Linked DNA regions of Homo sapiens: regions 1 and 2 are each linked to region 3. A link is an interaction called in ENCODE POLR2A ChIA-PET data of the cell type or tissue named here. Cell type or tissue: HepG2. All regions are shown on one strand.

Region 1 (4,000 bases), 63 kb before region 3:
CACTCAGTCTTGCTCCACCCCACTCCTCCAAACAGAGCACAGCTGAGCCTGCTGTGTTGGGAGTGCAGAATGCCCTCGCCTTGATACCCACCCATGGCATCATGACACTGCCCTCCCTCTGAGTGGGGAGGAAGCTGAGAGCCACTGGCCCTGAAGGCAGAGAGCCTGAGCCAATCGGGTTTCTGCTACTTACTGGCCTTGTGACCTTGCACAAGCAGGATTTGACTTGCTTGTGGTTCAGTGTCATCGTTTGTAAAATGAGGATACCACCTGAAGGTAGCTGTGAGGATTAAGAATGTGTGAGGCTGGTGTCTGCTGCAAAGGATTGTACAGGTTGGTAAAGTAAAAGGTGTCTTTGTTCTTGCCTTTATTGCTAATTCCATTCCCATCTTCATCACCAACACCACCTAACACCTCCACTGTCACACCATCATCGCTACTTCCTCCAGCACTGACATAGCTACCATTGCCACCAGCACCATCAGACCACTCCCTCCTCTGTTGCTACTTCCATCACAACCACCATGTTGCTATCACCAATCATCCAATAACAGTTACTCAACACCTACTATGTTCAGGTCACGTGGGTGACTCTTTGTGGATAATCCTGCCCCAGGCCCCCACACTGTTGGGCATGGTCTATATCTCTCACATCCTTTAAGCCCTGCCACACATCCCATCTCCACCAGGAACCCTTCCCTAATCCACCCTGCACTACTCACGTTACTCCCAGACACCGTGGCTCAGCTTCACCTGTCCCTCACTATTTGCTGTGTGTGTGTGCCTCTGTGCACAACCATGCTATTTAAACTACTCTGCGAAGTCAGTCATCACCCAGATCTCCTACACACAGCACAGTGGCTCTGGGTTCCAATCGTGGCTCTGATACCTGACCTTGGACAAGTCACCATACCTCTTTGTGCCTCAGTCTTCTCAGCTGTAAACAGGACTGAATAATATCATGTCTTACAGAGTTGTAGTGAGGATTCCGTGAGATATTGTATTTACTATATAGCACTTAGACTAGAAGCATGCATACAGCAAGTGCTCAATAAACATTAGCTTTTGTTATTTTTATTATTATTATTATTAGTCTCTCCCCCCGCCCCCGCCGCCCCCGACCCCACCAATTTTTGGCACAGGAGTTTACACTACCAATGAGAAAGAATTCACAGGAATGAATGCACTCTGGCTTTCCAATAGAAATATCTTAGGGAAGGGTGGAGCTTTTGGAAAACCGTCTTGTCTCCCTGCCTGCTCATCTGAGCTCTCTGGGTAAGAGGTGGGCTGTGGGTGGGAAGGACCATGCAGGGAAGTTAGAGCCAGACAGAGCTGAGTTTGAATGGCGACTTCACCAGCTGAGTAACCGTGGGCAAGTCACTGAACCACTTTGAGCCTCAGTTTCTCATCTGTAAAGTGGATCTCTGTGCAGGGTCACTATGAGGCAGTCATCTCTGCTGGCTTCTCACTGATTTTGAACGCAAGCACCGCAGACAGCTATGGTGGAACTCAGGACCGGCATACCCTTTGGGCCTCAACCTTCCCATGCACACAATGGACAATCCCAGCAGAATTTGCTTTTCAGAGCCAGTGGGGAAGATGCTGAGAGATCAGAAGTGCTCAGAAAATGAAAACATCCTGGAAAAGTTCCAGAGACAGCATGAATAATGATTAACCCAAGCCAGGCCCAGCTTGGCCTGACCTCAGAAAATCCACGAAAGCTTGAGCTGGGTTCCTGGGGCAGGGCTGAGGGCCAAGGGGAAGGACGGCCAGGGGGCCCCCCAACCACAGACTCAGGGAGGCCACTCTGTACTCAGACTCCCACGTGCATCACGGCATCTTCATTGGAACAGGGAGGGCAGCTGGGACGTGGTAGGAGGGAGTGGCCTGTGAGGCCTACAAGCTTTCCTGGGGTTCTTAGTACGTTGACATCCACACAGCTGCAGCCACCCAAGGATTCCCTCCACCCTCCTCCTATGGTGGCGCCCTGTCCATGAACCCCCAGGGAATAAACAGGGGTAAACAGGGGCAGCAGCCGGCCGACTGCTGTGTACTCACGGCCCACACAATGTAAACTCTCAGGATGTATTTATGTTGTCTGGGCCTGGCCAGGGTCCTCTGCCCAGCTCAGAGGAGTCACGTGTGCAAGGCATCTGGATTCCTCTGTGTGGTGGGTGGGGGAGGGCAGGAAAGGCAGAGAGTTCATGGGGGACAGGGATCAGAGATAGCTGGAGCTGGTGGCCCATGGAAGAAGGCAAGAGCTGCAGGAATGGCGAAGGGGAAAGAGGGGGTGAGCGCTACCGTGCAGTGCTCAGACTGTGTCCTGTTCCTAGAACTGCAGGCCCTTTAGAAGGAGTTGGGCAAGTGGTGGGCAGCTTTCAGTGGCCCCGGAGACTGGATTCACATTTCCGTGCTGCCCTGATTAGGAAGCAAGGCTCATCTCTACTTTCCTACCTCCTCCAGCCTGGGCAGGACTGCCAACCTGGCCCTGCCCACCCGACTGGGAGGGACAGGAGGAACATAACCGTGTGACGAGCATGCTGCTGGGATCTGAACACGTCTCAGGAATGACACCCAGGGAAAGCTATTTTAATCTGGAAAGTCGCCTGCTCCTCCTGCCCACCCAAAATAACTTGGCTCCCGCAGGAACCTGCAACATTGTGGCTTCCACCAGCCCTAATGGAGTGCTCCAGCCCCTGCAGCCCCCATGCCCTCACTGTGGCCAACCCCCTCCTCAGAATGGGCCTCTCCACTCAGATTTGGAGCTCTCTGATGCCAGGTCTGTGTTTTCTCCCTCAGACTGAGGGCTGCCTCAGGGCAGAGGCTGTGTCTCTCATGGATTAGAAACTCCTGGGGTATAAAGATTGCATCTCCCCACTCAGACTGGGAGCTCCTCCGAACACTCAGGTCCCTGGAGTCAGCTTCCTTGGGGAATATGGGGGTGGGGCAGGTGCCAGGTGTCCTTTCCCCCACTTCCAAGCTGTGCTACAGAGGATGCCCTTGTGGAGAAACTGGATCTCCCTCCCTCTGTGGCCACAAATGTGTCTGGCTGATGGGCTCATGTGGGGCCTAGGCTGAGCCCGGCACTGCCAGGCTGCCCTGCTGCTGACCACATGGCCCCCGACAGGAGGGTTCACATGTCCCAGCACCAGCCAGCCACCTGCTGCCTCCTGCCTCCCAAAATAAGAAAGGGCTGGCCTTCTCCCGTTACCGGCACATGCCCCACTGCCCTTGTCCTCGGGACGGGGCTTTCACTGCTCTGCTCCTTTGTGTGGGGTGTTGAGGGGGCAGCCCCTCAGCTCTGCCTGTCCCCAAAGCTGGCGACTGCACGTGGCCAGACGGAGTTGCTCTGTTCCTAGGCTGGATGCAAAATGAGGAGGGGCTCCACTAACTTCAGTGTTCCTTCTAAGGAACCAGTGTCCACTGGTCCTGTGAAGAGGGGCCCTGCACCCCAAATCCTTCCCCTTTGCCAGCACCCATCACAGCCCGTGACATGGAGTAGGGACTGAGGGTGTGGCTGTTGACCCAAGTAATTAACTACTGCTTCCTGAGGGCTGAGAAACTGAGGCTGAGAGTTTGAGAAGACACTCCTTCTAACACACACACACACACACACACACACACACACACACACACACACAGGCACAGACACCTTTTCCATTCATTTCACAAATAATGACCCTTTTCTATTATTTTAATTTTTTATCTTTTGTAGAAATGGGGTCTTGCTATGTTGCCTAGGCTGATCTCAAACTCCTGGCTTCAAGAGATCCTCCTGCCTTGGCTTCCTAAAGTGCTGGGATTACAGACATGAGCTACTTTCCCAGGCTACAAAAAACAACCATTTTTAACTGAGCACTTACTATGTCTGAGGCACTGTACTAGTGCACCCCATCCATTACTGTGTTTAAACATCACAACAGTGGTGTTTAAAGAGAATGGGGCCCAGAGAGGTTAAGTGACTTGCCTAAGGTCACACAGCAAAGAAGTCGAATTGGTA
Region 2 (4,000 bases), 180 kb after region 3:
GGAGTCACGTACCCAAGTAGGGGACAATATCTCCCAACAGACCCTAGTTATTTGACTTTAAATTATAATGCTGTCATGAACATCTTTGCTCACATAGTCAAGTGAATAATATTCCTGAATGCATTTGCTATTTTTCTTTCAAACTTATGTAGATACTATGGAGATCAATAATATGTGATAATTTCAAATTATTTCTAACTTCACCACAGTTTGTTGTCTTCATGGATTTTTCTCAGATGATGAATATCTGTTATACAATCACTGTCTTTTGGAGTTCTCTGAAGGTTTTGTTTTTGTTTTTGTTTTTTAGTGTTAAAATAGGGTTTTCCAGCTCAAAATGTTTGGGAATCACTACCTGAAATCAACCAGCCATTGCCACACACACACAGTCCCCAAATCAAGCTAGTATTCTGTTCTGGTAAATCTTAAGTAAGTCCATTTTTGCATAAGTCAGAGTTGTTTCAAGTGAGAATATAAATGAAGCAGGTGCCCGCTTGGCAGCAATGTAAACAGAGGGAAGAGCATGGAGACTGGGTAGTGAGGGTGCCCCCAGCTCTCCTTGCCTGCAAACAAGGGTTACTTCAGAGCAAAGGAGCCCGATACACACACTTACACCCCGTCAACCAGTGCACCCGGCAAAGCTGGTGGAAAAGCCTGACTCAGGCCGCGTTTACCTAAGTCACCCTTACGTAAGCATGCCTATAAAGATTTTGGAAGGTACAAGGAGAAAAGTAAATAGCTGGGATTATGGGTATGAGTTTAATGTGGGGTTCCTGATATTGCAAGACTGCTTGAAAAATAATTTAAGTATACTCAAAATTAAACTTGGGCACAATGCTTATATGTGCCCAGCCCTGTGGAGGGGTTGTCAGATAATTAAGAGATGTTATGAGACGGCCTCTGCCTTAATGAAGCTTACGATCAAGTTGCAGAGAGGAGCTCTAGATTCGGCAAAAGCAGGCCTGCCGTCTACCTCCCCTTCGGCTGGGCCGGGCTGGGCGGCTGTTGGCTCACTCTTAACACCCTCTACTCCCTCACAGGTCCCATTGCCCCCTAGCCAAGCCCTCTCCTCATACTGTCCCCAGCTCATCCCCACAAAGGAGCGGCCTTCTTCGTGTTTGGGGCATTCCTTTGCATGTCACTGATATTCACAGCTATGGCAATGTCAAAAGGTACCCTCTCCTGGGTTCCCCTCCTCCAGCTCCCTTTCATGCCTCCCCAGTATTTCTGGGGGACTCTGGTGTTTCTGACTCCTATCTCTCCCCAGCCCTCCCCTCAAAACACAACCCAGAGGAACTGCCACCACCATCTGCATGTTCTCAGCAATCAGTCCTCCCCCAGCGCCTGTCCCCAGAGCTGGGAGGGGGCAACTGCTGAGTCAGCCTATTCCTCACATTCCCTCCCTTCTCCCCTGCCGGCCAAATGCCACGGACCCTGCCTCTGAGTGACGGACCTCAGCTGAAAGGCTGCCCCTCTCCACCCTGACCCCAGCTCAAGACCGGCCTTCCTCCCTCACACCCCAGCGGGAGGCCCAGGAAGAAGGTCATGCTGCCCACACTCCATTGGAGCCCTGGCCGGACGTAGGGCTGGGGTGCCATACCACCCCATCTTCCTCCCTCATTCCAAGCTCCATCTCCCTAACCAGCCTCACTCAGAGGATCTGATCAGGAAAGGACAGGGAAGGTGATGGAAAACCAAAAGCAAACCCTCCCCACACAATACACACATACACACACACACGTGTGCACACACACAGCCAACTGGGCACCACACCAGGCACAGTCACCCCTCTAGTGCAACGTTGGGTCTGCCAAGGGAAGCCTAGGGGGAGTCCCAAGAAAGACTTCCAACCCCAGGGACCCCCAGTCTGAAAGGAGAGCTTGCCCTATCCTCAGAGAGCTCCTAGTATGATGAAGAAGACCCCCAAAGAACTATGGCCAAGGGAGGAAGGAGGCTGCTCTCTGTCACTCACATAAAAAGTAAACAAAGGCTCAGAAGGTCAAGGGCAAAGCTATGAGAGAGCCTGGAAAGGGGAAGAAGCATGGGACTAACCAGCAGGTAAAACTGTCCAAACAGGAAAGGAAGACCTCCTGGAAGAGGAGAGCTTGGGGGACAGAGAAGCTTTTTGGAGGCCCAGGAATAAGCAGGGGGAAGGCAAGCGAAGGCCCAGGATGGAAACAAGGCCTTCCTGGCACAGCTGGGCCTGGGGTGAGCACTGGTTAAGGAGTAAGAGCGGCAGGCCCCATTCCTGGCTGTGATGTTGCCTCCCAGGGTAGCAGAGGCCAGGGCCCTTCCCCTCTCAGGCCACAGATCTCTCCTCAGCACAATGTGGGACTCATATTTCTTTTTTCACTGGGCCCACAAATTATGCAACCTGTCCTGCCCTCCAACTTGGAAAGCCTATTTTCCTCTCTGTGTCTTCTGCTCTGGAGAAGCCCTAGTGGGAAGGCCTTAGCTCCCCATCCCGCAGGAACATACGTGTGAGTTTAATTTGGGGTTCCTGATATGGCAAGACTGCTTTTAAAATAATTTAAGCATATTCAAAATTAAACTTGGGAAGAATGCCCGTCTGTGTCTAGCCCTTGCTCCTGGAGGCTGTGTGCAGAGAGGAGACTGACCAGAGTCTCAACGCACACAGGTCCCCAGCCTGACCCTTGGCAGCCCACGGCAGCCCACTCAGCCCATAAATGGCCTCATCTCTTAGAGAGCCCAGCAGGATCGTTTCACAACCATGTGTGCTCGACAGAGCCTGTTCTTGGAAAGCTGAGGACGGGACAGCTCAGTTCTGGGTGTTGGAGAGGCCTCAGCCCCTGGGGTCTGCATTTGAACCATAAACAACCGTGGGCCTGCTTGGGTAGCAGGGGGAGTGAGGACAAGGTTAGCCGGTGCTCTGCAGCTGGAGGGGAGCAAAGGGCCCCCTGCAAGAGCTCACCACACACTGTTCCCTCTTCAGGGGGACACCCCAGTCTGATGAAGGACAGGCACACCACAGGTCTCCACTGGATGAAGCTGGGATTCAAGGCAAGAGGGATGTGGTGTGGTGGGGGCAGGGGGACATTATAGCCCAGCAGGCTGAGAGGGTTCTGAGGGCAGGGCCACCCCACCGCCTATCACAGTGCCTAGCTCCCCAATAGCACACCACACAAATTTGGGAGGTAAAATGCTATGAATTAAAGGTGAGGCATCAGTATCCTAGTGCCAGATCACCAGTCCTTTTACAACTGGTAGCTGGCCACGTGAGACGGGACAGGTAGGCAGGAAAGAAGCCCAGACCACAGGAGGGAACAATTTGCAGGGTATACACTATATTCTGAGAGCACTAAGAAACAGGGCAGGAAAGCTGAGTGGAGGACAGACGTTTTCAAAGAAAGTTTTCTGGAGAAGGGGCTTGAAACCTGTTTTGAAAGAAAGGGAAAGAGAGGAATTTTGCACAGCACAGAACCAAGACTGTCCTGGCAGAGGGAGCAGGCTCTACAAAGGCCTAGAAGTGCCTGGGAAATGAAGATCCCTTCCCCTGTTGCGGGTGAGATTGGGGATGGTGAGAGAAGCAGAGGAGCTGCCACATCTTCAGGCCGATCCCTGGAAAGAAGCCTCTGATGAGGGATCAGGGCCAATCCCCCTTTGATGTGCCAGTTCGAATAGCTGAGCCTGGATGCTCCTAACAGGCAGGGGCCAGGTGGGGGCTGCTGAAGGAGGGACTTAGCACAGAGACTGTCATGGTGCAGGTGTTCAATAAGTGTCTTAATGAATGGATTGATTGGATGATTGATTGATTGACTGACTCATAGGGGTAATAAGTCAGGGGCCTCACTTTTCTGGGGAACTGGCAAAGGCAGCCTTTGGGCTCAGGCCCCTTCTGATGCCTCCAAAGGTTATAGAGACACTGCAGACTTCACACATGGAACGGCCCCTCCTCCAGGCTGCCTCCTCAGCTTTCCTGGCACCTCTGACTCTAGCCACTGGTGTCCTCAGACCTTAGCCTCTAGAACAATGAAAGATT
Region 3 (4,000 bases):
TCTGTCCACCCTGGAGGCCAACTTGCACTGGGAGCTGGCTTCTGGGATATTCTCCCAACCCACCCAAGGGCCAGGGACTTCCATGGAGCCTATAAGTGCCTTCAGGGTGGTATACGAAGCTGATAGGTCTGGTCCTTCCCTTCCCAGCCTGCTCATCCCTGCCCCCTCCCCTCACTACATGTATTCAGATGACACAAATGAATAAGTGAATGAATGGATGAGCAACTTTTCCAGACTTCACCCCAAGCCCTAGGCCTCAGGCTACATCTGCCTCTTGCTTGCTGTAGGAAAAGGCAGCAGTTCAACACAGAAGATGTTTGTGAGGGTTTGACTATGGGATGCTCAGTTCCTCCCCAGGGAGCTCATGGACTCCGGGGGACATGGCACATAAGGACTTGCTGGGCTAGAGCTTGCTCATGTTGGAAGGCACAGAAGAGCTGCCTGGAGAAGGGGTTCTGGGAGGAGGGGATACTAATACTAAAGCAAGGTTCCTAGGCTGCATCTTTTAGTTTTTTCTTTTTGTTTTGTTTTTTGTTGTTGTTTTTTGTTTTTCGTTTTTTTGAGACGGAGTTTTGCTCATGTTGCCCTCCATGTGCAATGGCGCGATCTCGGCTCACTGCAACCTCCACCTCCCGGGTTCAAGCGATTCTCCTGCCTCAGCCTCCTGAGTAGCTGGGATTGCAGGAGCCCACCACCACACTCGGCTAGTTTTTGTATTTTTAGTAGAGACGTGGTTTCACCATGTTGGTCAGGCTGGTCTCAAACTCCTGATCTCAAGTGATCCACCAGCCTTGGCCTCCCAAAGTGCTGGGATTACAGGTGTGAGCCACCGTGCCCGGCCCCTAAGACTGAACCTAAGTTGGCCAGGTGAACAAGGGGAAGGGCAGTCCGGGCAATGGGAACAGCTCGCTCAAAGGTGTGGAGGTATGAAATAGCCTGGGGTTTGCTGGAAAGGACCAATGATTCAGGGTAGCTTGGGCTGCAAGTAGAAGGAAGTGGCTGGAGAAAAAAGCACGGCCCAGGCTTGGGGAGCCTGTGGAGCCTACTAGGCCCTGGGACTTTTGGACAGGGGTGCCTTTGATGGGGTTCAAGCAGGGGAAGAGTGTGATCAGCCACAATTTTTAGCAAGGTCCTGTGGCTGCAAAGGAGCAAAGAGATCTGAGGGGCCAAGACTGGAGGTCTCTACAGTAGTCCAAGGGAGTAATGCTGGGGTCTGAGCGAAGGCAGTGCTAGTCGGGATTCCCTCCCGATCGCCTCTGCCTCTCCTTGCTTGTTGAGAATACCTACTTCTCTCCATCAGTTTGGTCCAGTCCCTCAGTCAACAGAATGTAGGTGTGAGGAGGTGGTGATGGGGATGAAAGTGAGGCCCAGAGAGAAGATTTGGGGGCCCCAGAGCAGCTGAGGGCCACAGTTCAAAAGGCAGCTGCAATATCTCTCCACTAGAGCCAGGTCTTACCCAAAGAAAGCTTCCTACAAGGCAATTGCCTCAGTTCTGTGCTTTTCCTTTCAAGAGAGAACTGAGTTCATTGAACTTAAGGGCAAATCTATATCCTTGTCCTTTCTTTGCAGAGATAATAAAGTTAATGGGATTATTTCCTGTGTACAAGAATAGGGCTGCTAAGAAAACATTGTCAAGTAAATGCTGTTTGCAAAGGCTAAACTGAAAGGCCAAATCTTCCACCAGGAGGAAGTAAAGGGTGTGTCTACACGGGCTCACGGGGAGCAGTGCCACCAGTGACTTGATTTGCCTGAGACTGACTTCCCCTCTGCTTCACCGGGCTCTGATTCATGCAGATGGCTAGAGGGCAGGGTTGCCAGGCCCATTTCCCTGGTCTCCAAGGTACCAGGTGAGCTGGCTAGTTGGTTAGTCTTTGGAAAAACAGAGTTCACCTTAGACTAAGAGAAGGCCCCAGCTGAACTTTAAAGATTGTCTGGATAACTTTCCTCCTTGTAAATGGAGAAACTGAGGATGCGGAGGGGGAGCTGGTCTCAGGTCACATGACCAGTTGTAGCAAGGCCTGGTGGGGAAGTAGAGACACAGAGATGGAAAATAACTTGCCTGGGTCATATAGCCAGCAGTTGGGTTGTAGGGGGGAAGCTGAGGCCCAGAGAGGAGAAATGGCTTGCCAGGCTCCTACAGCCTCCCAGTGGCAAAGTTTGGGATGGAACCAGGTCTTCAACTCCTAGGAGACAGCTTGCTCTGTCATCAGCCCAAGCTCCCATCCTCCCCTACTACAGAGACGGCTCAGGGAATCACTCAGGTGTATTCCTGTTTGCCGAGTCTCAATCATCCCTGACTGTGTCGCCACACCTCGAGCCCAGCAACCCTTTTAGATCTTATCAGTCCAGCCCCTATGAGGGCTCCTCACGTGGACCATCCTCAAACAGCATCCGTGTGCACAGGTGCACCAGGTGGGTGGAGCTGAGGGACATTCCAGCAGAGGGTAGACAATGGCTGGGTTAAGAGGGCTATCTTCTTTTCACACCTCCTGATTTCCTTGAGTTTGTAAATCATTATCCCAGGCTACACAAAGCAGGTATTGAGTAGGCCTTGTTGCTGTCCCTAGACACAGTAGACAGAGGCCACTCCGAGTGGCTCCTAGTGGCGGGGGGCAGCTCCCGGGCCCTCTGTCCCCCTTCCCGGCACTGGGATTGGGTTACCCCATCTAATCCCTGCTCCTCCATCCACCCTCTTTGTGGCCATTGTAATTTATAATCGAGAGGCATGATGCAACCTGCTAATTACATTGCTTGATTTTGAACACATCCCGGCTTCTCTGACTCAGGCGGCAGAGGGAGGAGGGAGCAGCAGGCGCTGCTTTGTGGCTTATCAGGCTTGGGTTATTCCACTCACACCCTCTCATGCCTCCCCCCAACCCTCAGCCTTTGTTAACCAGGGCTTGCATCACCTCCTGCTTTCCATTTCCCCGGAATTTTTTTAACGGCTTTTTTTTTATGAGCTGCTCTGTCTTGTTAGCTAATGAATGATTGTGGAGCAGTGATGGGGATCGCTTTGTGCCTCTATTAAATGTTACATGATTGCAATTATGAGTTAACAAGGGACAGCTAATAAAAAAAATAATCTATTTTGAGGCCTGGGGCAGACATGAGACTCGCTGCCTGGTTCCCAAGCTGAATAAATCAGAGCCCCAAGGACCACAGGCTGGACGAGGAATCGACCGAGGAAAGGATGGACGTTTGCAGGTCCCCGGGAAGCGCGGCAGGCTGGAGGGCAACAGCTTCATCCCCAGGCCTCTTTTGAAGCCTTCCCACCTATGTGGAGTGTTTTAGGCTCCCAGAGGCAGGTGTCTGGACTATCACAGTTGCTTCTTATCAGCCCTTCCTGTGTCCACCATTGCCCTGCAACCCCTTCTCCACATCACAGTGGAGTGATCTTTTAAAGATAGAGCTGGTCAGGCCGGGCACGGTGGCTCACGCCTGTAATCCCAGCACTTTGGGAGACCGAGGCAGGTGGATCACCTGAGGTCGGGAGTCGAGACCAGCCTGACCAACATGGAGAAACCCCATCTGTACTAAAAATACAAAATGAGCCGGGTGTGGTGGCGCACGCCTTTAATCCCAGCTACTCAGGAAGCTGAGGCAGAAGAATCACTTGAACCCAGGAGGTGGAGGTTGTGGTGAGCCGAGATCGTGCCACTGCACTCTAGCCTGGGCAACAGAGTGAGACTCCATCTCAAAAAAAAAAAAAAAGAAGATAGAGCTGGTCATGCCACTATCCTGCTCAAACTCCCTCAGTGGCAGCCCAAGATCTCCCTTCAGCACTGGCTCCTCATTTCAACTTCATGCTTTCAATTAGCCTATTCCCACATCCTCACTGTCCTCACCAAAACTAGTTCAGAATGGGGTTAGGCCCTGGAAAACAAGTGACCCCAAGAATCAGGCAGATGAGGGCCTGAGCAGTAGAATGGTGATGAGCTGAGTGTGGAGGGCCTGCAGCTGTTGTCCCTTTCCTCAGACTTACTCAGCAGTGCCCAGGACC

The links. Peaks named below come from ENCODE experiments on the same cell type or tissue, not always from the same donor. Only the 100,000 strongest peaks of a DNase experiment are listed, where the experiment ranks them.
Region 1: POLR2A ChIA-PET joins it to region 3 with 5 read pairs; 4 of 35 experiments call an interaction of 5 or more read pairs at or near these places.
Region 2: POLR2A ChIA-PET joins it to region 3 with 5 read pairs; 1 of 35 experiments calls an interaction of 5 or more read pairs at or near these places.

What each region holds. Positions count from the first base shown.
Region 1 is chr6:43,988,927-43,992,926 of GRCh38, reverse strand. It overlaps LOC124901321 (a long non-coding RNA gene), which reads right to left and starts at 2,100. Exons shown (of 2, transcript XR_007059591.1): 1 at 2,059-2,100. RefSeq lists an enhancer at 2,462-2,971. In HepG2, no CTCF peak of the experiment used is centred here; DNase peaks (open chromatin) are centred at 2,056 and 2,498; H3K4me3 peaks cover 1,223 bases; H3K27me3 peaks cover 194 bases.
Region 2 is chr6:43,742,161-43,746,160 of GRCh38, reverse strand. No RefSeq gene overlaps it. Among named protein-coding and RNA genes, the nearest start is that of VEGFA, 26 kb to the left of the region's middle. In HepG2, no CTCF peak of the experiment used is centred here; a DNase peak (open chromatin) is centred at 2,000; H3K27me3 peaks cover 2,716 bases.
Region 3 is chr6:43,925,673-43,929,672 of GRCh38, reverse strand. The region is part of intron 1 of LINC01512 (long intergenic non-protein coding RNA 1512); the gene reads right to left. Among named protein-coding and RNA genes, the nearest start is that of LINC01512, 37 kb to the right of the region's middle. RefSeq lists an enhancer at 3,386-4,000. In HepG2, a CTCF peak has its summit at 2,136; DNase peaks (open chromatin) are centred at 2,372 and 2,822; H3K4me3 peaks cover 342 bases.